Regions from separate parts of the Homo sapiens genome. Here region 2 is linked to region 1. A link is a contact called in ENCODE Hi-C or POLR2A ChIA-PET data. All regions are on one chromosome and are shown on one strand. The core of a region is the stretch at or near the end of the contact, and the rest is flanking DNA. Distances in the headings are between cores, read along the strand shown. Region 1 holds the start of MDM4 (MDM4 regulator of p53). Region 2 overlaps LRRN2-AS1 (LRRN2 antisense RNA 1).

What was found. Hi-C counts contacts between places; a loop is a spot of excess contacts on that map. ChIA-PET counts read pairs that join two places held with the same protein, here RNA polymerase II (POLR2A). Pooled maps may share reads with other maps.
Region 2: a loop to region 1 is called in a pooled map, with 5 times the contacts of the local background. The contact joins the enhancer-like site here to the promoter of MDM4 in region 1. A Hi-C loop is called at or near these places in 4 of 37 single-sample maps with no recorded cell type and 10 of 50 pooled maps. POLR2A ChIA-PET finds 5 or more read pairs at or near these places in 18 of 52 experiments (CD4-positive, alpha-beta T cell, Caco-2, GM12878 and 13 more).

The regions. Positions count from the first base shown.
Region 1 is chr1:204,513,707-204,521,499 of GRCh38, forward strand. It overlaps MDM4 (MDM4 regulator of p53), which reads left to right and starts at 2,700. Exons shown (of 11, transcript NM_002393.5): 1 at 2,700-2,803. RefSeq lists enhancers at 1,182-2,093, 1,954-3,153, 2,094-3,004, 2,443-2,572, 2,583-2,662 and 1 more.
Region 2 is chr1:204,576,472-204,584,264 of GRCh38, forward strand. LRRN2-AS1 (LRRN2 antisense RNA 1) reads left to right here. Exons shown (of 13, transcript XR_007066814.1): 3 at 1-3,938; 4 at 4,609-4,686. Among named protein-coding and RNA genes, the nearest start is that of LRRN2-AS1, 16 kb to the left of the region's middle. RefSeq lists an enhancer at 1,774-2,305. Within about 2 kb of position 2,980, at least 12 of the 41 ENCODE cell types and tissues checked have a DNase peak (open chromatin) inside an H3K27ac peak, as active enhancers do; they include GM12878 and OCI-LY7, where a contact is called at or near this core.

The DNA.
Region 1 (7,793 bases), core at 1,450-3,949:
CCCTGTGTCTATTTTTTTAAAAAAATTAGAAGATGAGCAATTACTCACAAATCAGTGTCAACCACGATGGGAAAAACTCTATTCTTCACCATGGCCTCGTCAACATATTTATCAACGTTTTGTTTTTTTTGATTGACTGAGATAGAGTCTGGCTCCATCACCCAGGCTAGAGTGCAGTGGAGCAATCTCGACTCACTGCAATCTCCTCCTCCGGGTTCAAGCAATTCTCCTCCCTCAGCCTCCCGAGTAGCTGGGATTATAGGCGCCTACCACTGCACCCGGCTAATCTTTTTTGTATCTTTAGACAGTGTTTTACCATGTTGGCCAGGCTAGTCTCGAACTTCTGACCTCACGTGATCCACCTGCCTCGACCTCCCAAAGTGCTGGGATTACAGGCATAAGCCACTGCGCCGGGCCCTCGAGATTTTAAATGAAGACGAATTAAAGATGTTGGTCAATATTTTGCCCAAATTGAAAAGGCTTATCTCTCTTAACCTAGAGGAGGTTAACTGCAGCTCATCAATCATTGCACTTACCACATTCTTTTTACCTGGACAGTCTGATTCCTCCACTAGACAGATTTCAGGTCTTGTTTTGGAATCCTCTAGATTGGTGCTTGGCACAAGTAGGATGCTCAGCTAATTAATTTTTTTTTTTTTTTTTTTTTTTTTTTTTTTGTAGAGATGGTGTTCTCGCTTTCTTGCCCAGGCTGGTCTTGAACTCCTGGGCTTAAACGATCCTCCCACCTTGGCCTCCCAAAGGGTTGGGATTACAGGTGTGAGCCACTGCACCTGGCCTCAACAAATACCTGTTGATCTCACACAAACTGAATTGCATGAACAGATCATATTCCAAGGCTCCAGGAGACATTAGGAAAGGATCCAAACTAACCAGATGCTATTTAAAAGTTACAAAAAAAAAATTCCTGTTGAAAGTTTTAAAAAATACTAATTGCACAAAAGGACAGGGGAAATAGTTGACAGTGGTTCACCTAAAAAAGCACCCTTGACCTTTTTTTTTTTTTTTTTGTGAGTGAGGTGGTTGCAGATTTCTATGAAAAAGAAGTTAATTCTTCAGCTCCTTAATGGAACCCTGGATCTCCCAGCTATGCAGGAGGTTATGCTAGAAGTAGAACAAAGCGGAATGTACAAATTTAAGGAAGGTTACTGCCCTGTGTTCTTTTGCATGGGTCTGTATCTAGCATTGGGAGCCAGGTTTTGTTGTTGCTTATTGGGAGAGATAAGAATGGTATATACACAAATAACTAAAAAAAAAATACGTGGTAAATGCTAAAAGACAGGTGCAAAGAACACTGAGATGGAGCTTTCTTGGGTTACACAGCCAGTTTTAATGTTTCCTAATATAGAAGAGCTTTCAACAAACCTCTCAGGCAGGCTGTCTTCAAATGACATTACTTCCCCCAAATACCTAATTTCATTTATTTCAGAACAACTCTAAATGTTAGAGGATTTTCTGAGCTTAAAAATACTGCCTTGTAATTTCTATTGGTTTTAGTTCTGCACTTTGGAGAAGAGAATAAGGCTCCGTTATTTCCAATATTATACTATTCAGTTATTTGAAGACAGCTTCCAATTTCTATGCTCAACCCTTTCCCTCTTTTTTTTTTTTTTTTTTTTTGAGATGCAGTTTCGCTCTTGTCGCCCAGGCTGGAGTGCAATGGCGCTATCTCGGCTCACTGCAACCTCCGCCACCCGGGTTCAAACGATTCTCCTGCCTCGGCCTCCTAAGTAGCTGGGATTACAGGTGACCGCCACCATGCCCCGCTAATTTTTTGTATTTTTAGTAGAAACGGGGGTTTCGCCATGTTGGGCAGGATGGTCTCGAACTGCTGACCTCAGGTGATCCGCCCGCCTCGGCCTCCCAAAGTGCGCTGGGATTACAGGGGAGAGCCACTGCGCCCGGCCTCCCTCGTTTATATGCAGGTTAAAAACTCCCTTGAGCCTTCAACTATTTCTTTTTCTTTTTTTTTTTTTTTTTTGAGGAGTTTCGCTCTTGTTGCCCAGGCTGGAATGGCGCTATCTCGGCTCACTGCAACCTCCGCCTCCCAAGTTCAAACGATTCTCCTGAGTAGCTGGGATTACAGGCATGCGCCACCACACCCGACTAATTTTGTATTTTTAGTAGAAACAGGGTTTCACCATATTGGTCAGACTGGTCTCGAACTCCTGACCTCAGGTGATCCGCCTGCCTTAGGCCTCCCAAAGTGCTGGGATTACAGGCGTGAGCCACAGCGGCTGGTGCTTTCAACTATTTATTTGACATGGCTTCAAGCTTCCTTGCCACCCTAGTGCCGCCATCGCTCCGTTTCCCTTCCCTACCACCCTTGGGGAGTAAGGGTGAGGACTGGGGAATGGCAGAGGAAGCGTAGTTTTTCCGAAGAGCTGAAGGCAGCCTGTGATTATGACCTTAGCTCTTCCTCTTCTCTGTTTTCTGATCTCCTAATACACGTCTGTAAATATCACAAGACCCTGCAAGTCCCTCACTTATTATCTCTTCAAATCTGACGACTTTCAACCGTTCGGGCCCCACGACTCTCTCCCCGGACTAGGATCTACTCTATGGTAGTGAGCTCAGCCTTTCTAGCTCTCTAGTCCTCCCATTGCTCCATCTATGGTTTCCGGAGGCCTCACCGGAAGCCCTCGTGTGAGGCCGTGTGGGAGGCCGGAAGTTGCGGCTTCATTACTCGCCATTTCAAAATGCTGCCGAGGCCCTAGGATCTGTGACTGCCACCCCTCCCCCCACCCGGGCTCGGCGGGGGAGCGACTCATGGAGCTGCCGTAAGGTGTGGCTCTTGGCCTTCGTCGGCGGGGTGCCGGGAGCGGGAGCTGGAGAGTGAGGAGCAGGCGGCCGTACCGCCAGTTGTGCGGGTAGCGGGCGGGAGGAGCTTGAGAGGTGGGTCGGGCGGCGTGGGGAAGGCCGCGCCAGGCGGAAGAAGGGCTCGGGGGGAGGGGAAGAGTTGTGGGATGAGGGCTCGCGGAAGATAAAAGTGGAGGTGGGGTGACGTGAAGTAACTTTGGCCAACAGGTGACAAACCTAAAGTCGACGTAGTTGGATTGAGTTTAACTGGACACAACATTTGAGGACTGTTGAGGCAATTTGGAGAAAGGAGGTGGGAGAGAGGGAACCGGGTAGAATGACATTGACGTGTCTTAAGTTTTTAAGTTAGTTTTTAGGTCTGCGGACAGTCTACCTTAGAGGCACTTGAGTGCTTGTTTGAAAATGCTTGTTTTGGCTTGGCGCGGTGGCTCACGCCTGTAATCCCAGCACTTCAGGAGGCCGAGGTGGGTGGATCTACCTGAGGACAGGAGTTCGAGACCAACCTGGCCAACCTGGTGAAACCCCGTCTCTAGTAAAAATACAAAAATATTAGATGTGTGTGGTGGCGCATGCCTGTAATCCTAGCTACTCGGGAGGCTGAGGCAGGAGAATCACTTGAATCCGTGGGCGGGGGTTGCAGTGAGTCGAGATCGCGCCACTGCACTCCAGCTTGGGCTACAGAGGGAGATTCCGTCTCAAAAAAAAAAAAAGAAAAAATGTTCGTTTTGGGGCCACACTGAAACCTACAGACAGTATCGAGATGGGGCTCAGAGAAATATATTTTAATGAGCACACCTCCCAGTGATTTTTGTATACCTTAAAGCTTGAAAACCACAGGTTTTTTTGGTTGTGTTTTTGTTTTGTTTTTGTTTTTTTTGAGTGGAGTTTCGCTCTTTTTGCCCAGGCTGGCGTGCAGTGGCGCGATCTTGGCTCACTGCAACTTCTGCCTCACGGGTTCAAGTGATTCTTCTGCCTCAGCCTCCCGGGTCGCTGGGATTACAGGTGTGCGCCACCACGCCTGGCTAATTTTGTGTTTTATTAGAGATGAGGTTTCACCAGGTTGGCCAGGCTGTTCTCGAACTCCAGACCTCAGGTGATCCGCCCACCTCGGCCTCCGAAAGTGTTGGGATTACAGGCGTGAGCCACCGTGCCCGGCCGAAAACCACAGTTTAAAAGCAACACCCGGAGAAAATGCTGCAGCTCTGTGCTGTTGGCACGTGGAACTAGTATCTGTCAAAGATACTTGGAACCTCTTGGTGTTAAGTATTACTGTATCTCAGTTTAGATTTAGTCTTCTCTCTCCTCATACATTTTTTTTTTAATAGATGGGATTTCGGCCAGGCCCAGTGGCTCACACCTTTAATCCCAGCACTTTGGGAGGCCAAGGGGGCAGGTTTGCTTGAGTCTCGGAGTTCGACACCAGCCTAGGCAACAAACTGAGCCCCATCTCTGCAAAAAATAAAAAAATCAGTGTCATAGAGCGAGCTTCCAGTCCCAGCTACCCAAGAGACTGAGGTGGGAGGATTGCTTGATCCCAGGAGGTAAAGGCTGCAGCAAGCCGGGATGGAGCTACTGCACTCTAGCTTAGGCGACAGCGCGAGAGCCTGTCTCAAAAAAAGAGATGAGGTCTCACTGTGTGCTCAGGCTGCAGTGCAGTGGCTATTCACAGGTGTGATCATTGCACACTACAGCCTGAAACTCCTGGACTCTAGGGATCCTCCTGCCTCAGCCCTCCGGAATAGCTGGGACTACAGGCACAGGCCACCGGCTGCAGTTGGTTTTTTAAGATTCTATAACAATCGTTAATCTTTAATTAAAGATTTAATCTTCCCAGTTTAATCTTCCCACTTTAATCTTCCCTGCCGTCCCAGGTCCTGTAGAACACCTACGTTCTGGATTTGACTTATTAACTGCTTGCTCTCCATTTTCCCTAGTAACTTGCAGTTAGTAGGTAGGTCTAGATTTGGATTATTTATCTTTTGGTCAGGAATACTTAATAGGTGTTGTGCTAGTTTCTTGTTGCTTCATAATCAAGTAGTATATGGTGTGTGAATGACCCTCTTTTAGTGATAAGGTTGGGGATGGTGGAATGGTCAGCCTACTCCACGTGTTTTCTTTCCACCCCAACCTTTCACTCAGATGGCTTTAGCATCCCCTACCCCTGCCACTGGAGTGAAGTGGTATGATCTTGGCTCACTGCAACCTCTGCCTTCTGGGTTCAAGCTATTCTTCTGCCGCAGCCACGCAAGTAGCTGGATTACAGGCGTTGTGCCACCACGCCCAGCTAATTTTTGTATTTTCAGTAGAGAGAGGTTTTCATTATGTTGGCCAGGCTGGTCTTGAACTCCTGGCCTCAATCTGCCTGCCTTGGCCTCCCAAAGTGCTGGGATTACAGGTGTGAGCCACTGCTTCTGGCCTGGAATCTCGTGATGACTGTTGAAGAGGTGACATTTAACCTGAGACTTGAAGGTTTAGGATGAATCAGTTTTGTACAAAACTCACAGTGCTCCAAATGAAGGGACGATTTGTGCAAAGGCCCTGTTTGAGAAACTAAAAGATCAGGGTGGCTGAGGCTCAAGATACGACTAAACAGTGCAAGATAAGAGTGAAAATGTGCTGAGGGGATAGACCACGTGTTTATCTTTACAGCAATAGCAAGCTGTTGAGCAGGGCCTGACACTATAGGATTTTTTTACTTTTTAAAATGCTTTTGGCAGGCTGGGCCAAGGTGGGCGGATCACCTGGTTGGGAGTTCGAGACCAGCCTGACCAACAAAAAGAAACCGCGTCTCTACTAAAAATATAAAGTTAAAGTTAGCTGGGCGTGATGGTGCATGCCTGTAATCCTAGCTACTCGGGAGGCTGAGGCAGGAGAATCGTTTGAACCCAGGAGGTGGAGGTTGCGGTGGACCAGGATCGCTCCATTGCACTCCAACCTGGGCAACAAGAGCGAAACTCCGTCTCAAAAAATATATGTATATGAAAAAGAAAAATACAGTGGTTGGATTAAAGAACATTGGCCTGGCATGGTGGCTCATGCCTGTAATCCCAGCACTTTGGGAGGCTGAAAAGGATTGCTTTAGCTCAGAATTTGAGACTAGCCTGGGGAACATTAAAAAAACTAGCTGGATTAGGTGGTACACGCCTGTAGTCCCAGCTACTCCAGAGGCTAAGGTGGGAGGCTTGCTTGAGCTGGGGAGGTTGAGGTTGCAGTAAGCCATGATCACGGCACTGCAGTCCAGCCTGGGCGACAGAGTGAGACCTTGTCTCAAAACATCTATATCTATTCTGTAATTTATTCCATCTGTAATGTTATGGAATCACAGATGGAATAAATAACAGAACGGATACAACTGAGGAATGAATTAGAATTCTAGAAGGAGAAAATCTAGAACAAAGAAAGAGAAAAATATAAACGAAAAACTAAGAGATAAGAAAGAACTACCATTTTAGGCTGGGCGCGGTGGCTTATGCCTGTAATCCCAGCACTTTGGGAGGCCGAGGCGGGCGGATCACGAGGTCAGGAGATCGAGACCATCCTGGCTAACATGGTGAAACCCCGTCTCTACTAAAAATACAAAAAATTAGCCAGGCGAGGTGGTGGACGCCTGTAGTCCCAGCTACGCGGGAGGCTGAGGCAGAAGAATGGCATGAACCCCGGGGGGTGGAGCCTGCAGTGAGGGGAGATCTCGCCACTGCACTCCAGCCTGTGCGACAGAGCGAGACTCCATCTCAAAAAAAAAAAAAAAAAAATGAATTTTGATATGACAGTAGGAATTAATCTATGTTAGTGGAACAAAATTTCCCAAATTACATGCAACATCCCTGCTTTTTTTTTTTTTTAATAATTAAGAGCAACTAAACTAAAAATACTTTTTAGGAATCCATTTTGATGCAGTAAAATGTATAAAAAGGAAAGCAAGGGAAATGAAAACAATAGGGTTCAGGATGATTATTATTGCAGGAAGGCAGCAAAATGGGATGGGGGATATTATCGTTAAATATAGGTTATGATCAGAGTCTTAGTTTGTGGAAGATTATTGCGTTAAAAATAATCCAGGCCAGGTGTGGTGGCTCATGCCTGTAATCCCAACACTTTCGTTGAGAGAATCACTTGAGGCCAAGAGTTTGAGACTAGCCTGGGCAACATAGCAAAATCCTGTCTCTACAAAAAATAAAAAAATTAGCCAGGAATGGTGGCGCATGCCTGTAGTCCCAGATAATCAGGAGACTGAGGTGGGAGGATTACTTGAGCCCAGGAGGTCGAGGTGGCAGTGAGCTATGTTTGTGCCACTGTACTCCAGCCTGGGTGACAGAACAATACCCTGTCTCAAAAAAATTATGAAAATAAAAAGGTAAAAATAAGTAAAATGGGCCATGTGTGGATGAATAATCAGCATATGTCTTGAATAAAAGAGTTATGATTAATTCTGTGTACTTGAGGTCTAATGGGAAAAAATGCTGCTAAACGGGGATGTTAGTGCTTGTCTGAGTTTGAAATCTTGACTCCAACAACTTACTCATTGGGTGATCTTGGACAAATAACTTCTGTTTCTCTTTCCTGATCTGTAAAATAAGGATAATAGCTACATAATAGGGCTGTTTTGGTATTAAATGGGTTTATATGTATGCCTGGTACATAATAGGCTTGATGAGTCCTTACCATTTGTTTCAATTATCTAATGCTATGGAATAAACCACCCCAAAACTTAGTGAGTTGAAACAGTCATTTTATTTATTTTTCATTCAGTGGGATGATAGGCTGAGTTGGATAGTTCTTGTGGTTTTGTGGTTTGTCATGCAGCTGTTAAGTCAGGTGCAGCTGAGGCTGGAACGTGTGTGATGCTTTGTTTTGTTTTCTTTCTTTTTTTTAAGGACACCTCGAGACCGTTGAGTAAGTGCTTTGTTGTAGTCAGGTGGCAACTGGGGCTGGAAGATGTGTGGTGCTTTGGAGGG
Region 2 (7,793 bases), core at 1,730-4,229, 63 kb after region 1:
GACAGACAGGTTGGTTTGGGAGCAGGCGGCAGAGAGGAGATGGGCAGAGCCGGGAGCAGGAGGATGGGCCAGATAACCCTGGGACCTTTGTTCTATGACAGGCAAGTCAGCAGGATGTCAGGCCTGGCTTGATCTTACACCCCTCGACTGAATGCCCGGGAGTCCCTGAGCGTTGGGGCAGGAGGAGCCTTAGAGACTGTAAGGACAGTGTAACCGCCTAGTGGGTTCACCTTCCCTGCTGCCTAGACAGGGGAATTACAGTGAAGAAACAGTAATTCATGCAGAGCCAGCTGTGCGGGAGACCGGAGTTTTATTATTACTCAAATTAGTCTCCCCAAGCATTTGAGCATTCAGGGATCAGAGTTTTTAAAGATAATTCAGTGGGTAGGGGCTTGGGAAGTGGTCAGTGCTGACTGGTCAGGTTAGAGATGGAATCATAGGGGGTCGGAGTGAGGTTTTCTTGCTGTTTTCTGTTCCTGGGTGGGATGGCAGAACTGGTGAAGCCAGATTACTGGTCTTGGTGGTGTCAGCTGATCCATCGAGTGCAGGGTCTGCAAAATATCTCAAGCACTGATCTTAGGTTTTACAATAGTGATGTTATTCCCAGGAACAATTTGGGGAGGTTCAGACTCTTGGAGCCATAGGCGACATGACCCCTAAACTGTAATTTCTAATCTTGTAGCTAATTTGTTAGTCCTACAAAGGCAGACTGGTCCCTAGGCAAGAAGGGGCCCCTCTGGGCACCCAGCCTATTAGATGGTAACTATGCAGAGAGGAAAGGGCAGACTTAGTCCGGGTTCTGCCCCTCGTGCACTATGTGCCCTTGGCCAAAACACTTCCCTTCTCTGGGCCTGGTTTCCTCATCTGGGGTAACTATACCTGCCTTCTTGTGCCTCATGGGGTCAGAGGCTAAAATGAGGTCATTCTCTCTTTTCTGGACATTTATAATTTAATTACAACTAGTTCTTGACCCTGAGAGATTCTTAAATGTGTCTATAAAATTTAGAAGGTCTGAGTTTTACTAACCTGCATCATTTTTCTGGGATCCCAGGATTCCCAGACCAGAGGGTGGGGCAGGGCCCTGTGATATGTCTAACACACCCATGAGGCCTAGAGTGCACCCACCACTGGCTGCAAAGCACTGCAGCTTTATAGGTCCTAGAGCGAAAAATGGTTTACATTTATTGAAGGCTTTTAAAAGAATGTTCCAGGTTCTCCATATCTGTTGTTTCATTGAAGTGTCACCATCTCATTAATGGCTATTGTCCTCATTTTATTTACGTTATGTTTTTGTTTTTTTTGAGGCAGGATCTCACTCTTGTCACCCAGGCTAGGATGCAGTGGCACTGTTACAGCTCACTGCAACCTCGACCTCCCGGGCTCCTCAATTCTCCCACCTCAGCCTCCCAAGTAGCTGGGACCACAGGCATGTGCCACCGCACCTGGCTAAATGTTTGATTTTGTATGTAAACAAGGTCTTGCTATGTTGCCCAGGCTGGTCTTGAACTCCTGGCCTTAAGCGATCCTCCTCCCGCTTCAGCCTCCCAAGGTGCTGGAATTACAGGCGTGAGCCACTGCACCTGGCTTGGCCTCATTTTATACACGAGAAATTTGGGGCCTGGATAAAGTGTAATTATGTCTTCACACAACTGGCAAGTGGCAGAGCCAAGACTCAAACCAGGGTTTGGGGGGCTCCAAATCCCTCAGCCTCTGCTGCCTTGAGGCCTTGGCCAGATGGAGTTGTAGCAGGCGTGACCCTGCGGGTGCCTCAGATCAAGGACTCCCCAGGTTTGCCAGGTGGTGGCCTCAGAGAAGCCCAGGGAGCTGCTGGCCCCTCCTGAGAGGCTAGGGGCAGGACACAAGCTCTCTTGAGTCCTCCCAAAGCTGAAGGAAGAGACGAAGTGAAGGGCCCAGGGCTGCAGAGAGGCTGGACAAGGCAGAGCTCAAGTCAGCTCCTCCTTTAGGAGCCTCCTGAAGCCCCTGGGGAGCTGTCCCTGACTGTACTTCTGCAACAGGTAGCCTGGCCTCTTTTAGGGCACATACATATGTTACTACATTTATGTTATTGTCATCTGCAGGTCGTAAAATTCCACTAGGGGTTCTCCCTTATTCCCTTGAAAAGTCCTTGAGAGCAGAGACCCTATTATGTGTTGCCCTAGGTACCAGGTAGAGGCCTTTCAAAGATTAGTAGGTGATCAATGAATATTGTTGAGTGAGCTATTAATAATGATTATTTCTAAGACCATAAAAGGTGACTTCATATACATGATCTTATTTCCTCATTCATTCAAATCCGTGTACATTTGCTGGGCTTACGATAATATGCCTGGACTTTGCTAGATTCTGGGCATGCAATGACAAATTAGACACCCTGTCTGTGCCCAAGAAACTTATGTCAGGGTGGGGAGAGTGCAGGAAAAAGACTGAAAAAGACAAAACAAAACCAAAAATGAAAGCACAGAAAATTTGCAGTATGTGCAGCCAGCAGTCAACGGGTGCTGGTGAAACCGAGAGGAGGAGGCTCCAGCCCAGCCTGGATCAGGGGAGGCTCCCAGGGGAGAGGAAGAAGGGTTGGGCTTTGTGTGCCAGGAAGGAGGGGGTGAAGGGGAGGGGATGGGGGCTCTGGAGGCAGGGGAGCCTGTGGGAGATGGGACATGTTCAATAGCTCAGTCCAGCAGTGCAGAGGGGAGTTTTGAGAAATGAAACAGGAAGAGGGAAGAATGGAAACCACACCTTTTATTGGAACATAGAGTGCTTTGTATTTCTCAAAACACTTTCACATCTATTATCTCCAGTTAGCCTAAAAACAACAGCAGAAGCAGCAGCAACAACGATGCTGAGTGCTGACTGCGAGCCTGGCTTCCTCGGAGGGAGTTTACCGTGCGCTGCCTCCTTGGACCCTCATCACTGCCCTGCGAAGCAAGCACTTTCCTCACCCCCTCTGTCTGGAGGAGGGCACTGAGGCACCGAGAAAACTGGGCAGGGGAGGCCCGAGAAGGAGAGGGTGGCACCGTCATTCTCACTTTCCAGCTGAGGACACGGGTAAGTGGCATGCGTCCGCTCCTGTGACTTACAGGAGTCCCGGGACTCGCACTCGGGCCTCTGGACTCCTAGCCTGGTGTTTTCCCCTGGAAGTTTCTGAACCAAAAAAAAAAAATGTCTGAACCAAAGCACACAACGAGATTGTGAGTGGAAATCAGCTTCAGCTTCCCTGGTGTTTCTCCACGGTGATCCTCTGTGTCTGTCACTGAAGGGGCCAGGATGTCACCACCAACGGTAATGACCTGGGCTTTGAGTGGAGCATTTAACCTGTTCAGCCAGCTGTTGGAAGTGCAGAAACTAGTCCCTCCCAGTCACAAACTACCCCGGTTGCTCCACCATCTGCATCCAGCTTCATTACTTAATTCACTTTGCAAAGTTAATCCAGTGATCCAAGCTCCTAATAGTCCCCAGTTTGACTTCCGCAGCTTCCCTTTCTCTCCACACCCAGCCTATCCCGGGCTTCTGGGTCACCAAGAAGCAGGACCCTTTCTGTTGATTTCTTCTGGGAGGAGGCCATCTCAATAGCCCTTTACAACAACCCATGAGGTCTCCTGATTTCCGTGTTTTCTTGGAGTCCCCTGAGCTTTGGTTTGCAGCACAAGCTCATTCCCCTCTGTGCTCCCCTCTCACTGTGTGGAACCTTCTCTAATAGACTCACCTCTGGGGAGAGGACGTGCTCCTTTCTGGCCGCAGCTGCAGCCATTCCAATGTACATCAAAGCGCTCGTCTTTCTATCTCCACTTCTTAAATGGTTTTGCTTTTTCTCTATTTCTTCCTTCTCATGGGCAGCTCAGAGCTCATCTGTGACAGTGACCACCCTTCTGCCCCAGCCCTGGCCCCACGACCTTCCCTAACACTGCAAACAACTTCACTCTTGGCCTCCTGCTGGATATCTGGTCAGTGGCCTACATTCCTCCCACTCATGCCTCTTTCTTTTCTTTCTTTTCTCTCTCTTTTTTTTTTTTTTTGAGACAGGATCTTGCCCAGGCTGAAGCCCAAGTGGCAAGATCAAGGCTCGCTGAAGCCTCAACCTCCCAGGTTGAAGCCATCCACCCACCTCAGCCTCCAGAGTAGCTGGGACCACAGGTGTGCACCACGATACCTGGCTAATTTTGTCTTTTTAAAATTTTTTTGTTGACAAGGTCTCACTATGTTGCCCAGGCTGGTCTTGAACTCCTGGACTCAGGCAATCCTCTCACCTTGGCCTCCCAAAGTGCTGGGATTACAGTTGTGAGCCACCATACCTGGCCTGCATACCCTTTTCTATCTGGCTTTCTAGACTTTAAAATCTTTCTTGGTGGCTCCAGTTTGCCATATCTTATGGTCCTGAAATGACCCCTGTCACTGAGGCAGGGAGCAGAGGAGACTGGGAATTTGTGCTGATGGTAAATAGATATGGTTTGAATCCTGGCCACTGCCCACCAGCCATGTGACCAAGACTTAACCATATTTTTTCGGGGTGTTATGCAGAGATAATGAGATCAAAATTGTAAGGCATCTAGTACTGACATAATAAGCTCTCAACAAATGGTAGCTATTTAAGTGTTAATAACAAATCCTTTTCAGATGGTTTCTATAACAGTGAATTTGCAAATAGTTGGAACCTCTGAAGTGCTTCCTCTCCTGGACTGGAAACCCCTTGAGGTCAGTGGCCTTGTCTGCCTATTCACAATGTCCGTCTAGCACATGGTAGGCTCTTAATATATATATATATATATATATATATATTTATTTATTTATTTTTTGATGAATGAATAATCTAGACTATCCTAAATTCTGATATCACGATTCCTTTCTAGTATTAAATTCCAAATTATAATACATGTTAATTGCAGAAAAATTGGAAAATATTTTTTAAAAATAGGAAAACAAAAAAATAGCTGTGATCCTAGTCCCTAGAGATAGCCACAGTTAATATTTTGATATATTTCCCTGCAGCCTTTTTTTCTGTGCTTATGCATATTTCAAAAATTTTATATTCTGGCTTTTCAGTTAACATAATGAGCATTTCCCTGTGTTACTAAATAATCTTCATAAACATAATTTTAAGTGCTACATATATTATTCTGTGCTATGAATGTATCATAATTTATGTAACCAATACCCAGTGGTTGATATTTAAGTTGTTTCCATTTTTCACCATTATAAATAAAGCTACACTGAACATCCTTTTGCATAAATCTTTGTGTATATCTGAATTAAGATTTTCTACCAAGAATAAATTCTACAAAGTAAATTGCTGATTTAACAGTGAACATGTTAAGGCCCCAGGTAAATGTCTTGTTAAATGATTCTTCATAGAGGTTGCACTCATTGTCTGTCCTCCTGCTATCAAGGTATGAGAATTCTCACCACCAGAATATTGTTTAAAATGAAAGAGTCTTTGCCAAATGGAGAAGTGAGACACAAAGCCTATTTTTTCATGATGATCGCTCCTGTCTTTGACAAGCATGGTGCTTGTCAACTTGACATTTTGGACTAGATGGTTCCTGGTGTGAGGGGCTGCCCCGTGCATTGTAGGATGTTTATCAGCATCCCTGACCACCTACTAGATGTCAGTAGCACCCCCTTTCCCCCAGTTATGATAACCAAAAATATCTCCAGACATCACCAAATGTCCCCTGGGGAACAAAATCGCCCCTGGTTGAGAATGATGGAGTTATACTGTATTAACTCTATTGGTTACAAGTAACAGAAACCAACTCTAAGCAAAAATGGGGACTTTGTGAGAAAAGTCTTAAGGTATCATGGAACCCAAAGGCATGGATGCAAGTGGGCCTCCCTCCTCTTTTCAGGGCTGCCTCATTCTTTTCTCTTGCTGTAGACTGGCTTTCTCTCTATTCTTGACTCCAAGGAGGAGAACGGCCACCACTAATATTTCTGAAGTTTATGTCCCTGTGTTTATGAGAAAGCCAGGCTACCCTGGAGTCTCTTGGTTCCAAATGCTCAGGGAAGGACTCTGAGATGCGCAGCTTAGGTGGGCTATGCACAGCTGGTCCCATCAGTGTGGCTGTCGGGGGACAGGAAGGACACGTGGCTCCTGGAGATCTTGTTGTATCCATGTGGATGTGCCTGTATTTCTAGAAAAAGGCTGCTGGGCAGCTGATCCCTTAGGACTCCCCTAGATGCCCACACAACAGAACACTGGACACTTTGGCTACAAGGCCAGGGACTGTCTATCTCAACGGTGTACCCTTCATAGTTCAGCCTAGATGTCCAAGCTTGGCTTGATGGTGGCAACTGCTCTGCCACCCAGGCTTTGGTTTAGGGGTCTTTTGGGGGTGGAGGGGCCAATTCCTCTGTGACTGACTGGCTGATGCAGCTTACTTGAACAGATCCAGCCTAGAGAGCCAACTTTAGAGACTGGCGTTTGCAAGTCTGTAATGGTGTTTGACAGGGGAAGTAGATGACTGCTGGTCCTCCTTCATAAACTCGGCCTTGGAGTGTGCAGCCACTGAGGTACAGGGGTCCCGTGCTGTCCCTGCACTAACTGGAGTGCTCAAAATCCAGCCTCTGCCTTCAAGAAGGGAGCAGGTCGGTGTGCAGTCAGCATGGCCCTGAGACCTAGCCCTGAGGACAGAGACTGTCCCCTGTGGGCACCTGGAGCTGTTGGTAAATGGGCAGAAAGGCAGGGCTGTTACCCATACTTGTATTAGAGGAAGAGCATCCTCTTTTTCTCTCTCTTCTTTTTTTTTTTTTTGAGACAGTCTTGCTTTGTTGTCAAGCTGGAGTGCAGTGGTGCAGTCTCGGCTCACTGAAACCTCCGCCTCCTGGGTTCAAGCGATTCTCCTGCCTCAGCCTCCCAAGTAGCTGGGACTACAGGCACACGCAACCACGCCTGGCTAATTTTTGTATTTTTAGTAGAGATGGGGTTTCACCATGCTGGCCAGGATGGTCTCCATCTCTTGACCTCGTGATCCTCCCAAAGTGCTGGAATTACAGGTGTGAGCCACCACGCCAGGCCTAGCATCCTCTTCTGAAAGTCTTTCCAGCACACAGATGCCATTCCTGCCTTCACCTCGCCGTGTGGTCTTGGACGGTCATTTCTCTGAGTCTCAGTTTCTTCATCAGAAATGAAATGATACCTGCCTTGGCTTCCTCATAGCATCTAAAAAGACATTTGATAGAAAAGTGCTTTCAAAAGCAGATTGCAGGCCGAGTGCAGTGGCTCACGCCTATAATCCCAACACTTTGGGAGGCCAAGGCGGGTGGATTACTTGAGCCCAGGAGCTTGAGACGAGCCTGGGCAACATGGCAAAACCCTGTGTCTACAAAAAGTACAAAAATCAGCCGAGGATGGTGGCACACGCCGGCAGTCCCAGCTACTCGGGAGTCTGGGGTGGGAGGATCACTTGAGCCCAGGAGGCAGAGGTTGCGGTGAGCTGAGATTACACCACTGCACTCCAGGCTGGGTGACAGAGAGAGACCCTGTCTCAAAACAAACAAATAACAACAACAACAAAAAAAAAACAAGAAACAAAAAAAACAAAAGCAGATTGCAAAAGCAGTGCACATCTTGTAATAAAGATGCTTATGATCATTATTTCAGTTCTGGGGAAATTCTAAATCCTTGGCGCCACTTATTGCACAACAGAGGCAGGGCCTGGGGCAGTGCTGCTTCTGCGCCATCTCTCTCAGACCTGGAGCTGGCTCCAGATTTCTGCTGCCTGAGAATATTTCAGGGAAGTTTCCCCTAGAAACTGAGAAGCCTAAACGTGAGTTGGGTTTTTATTCCCTGTGTGACCATGGCC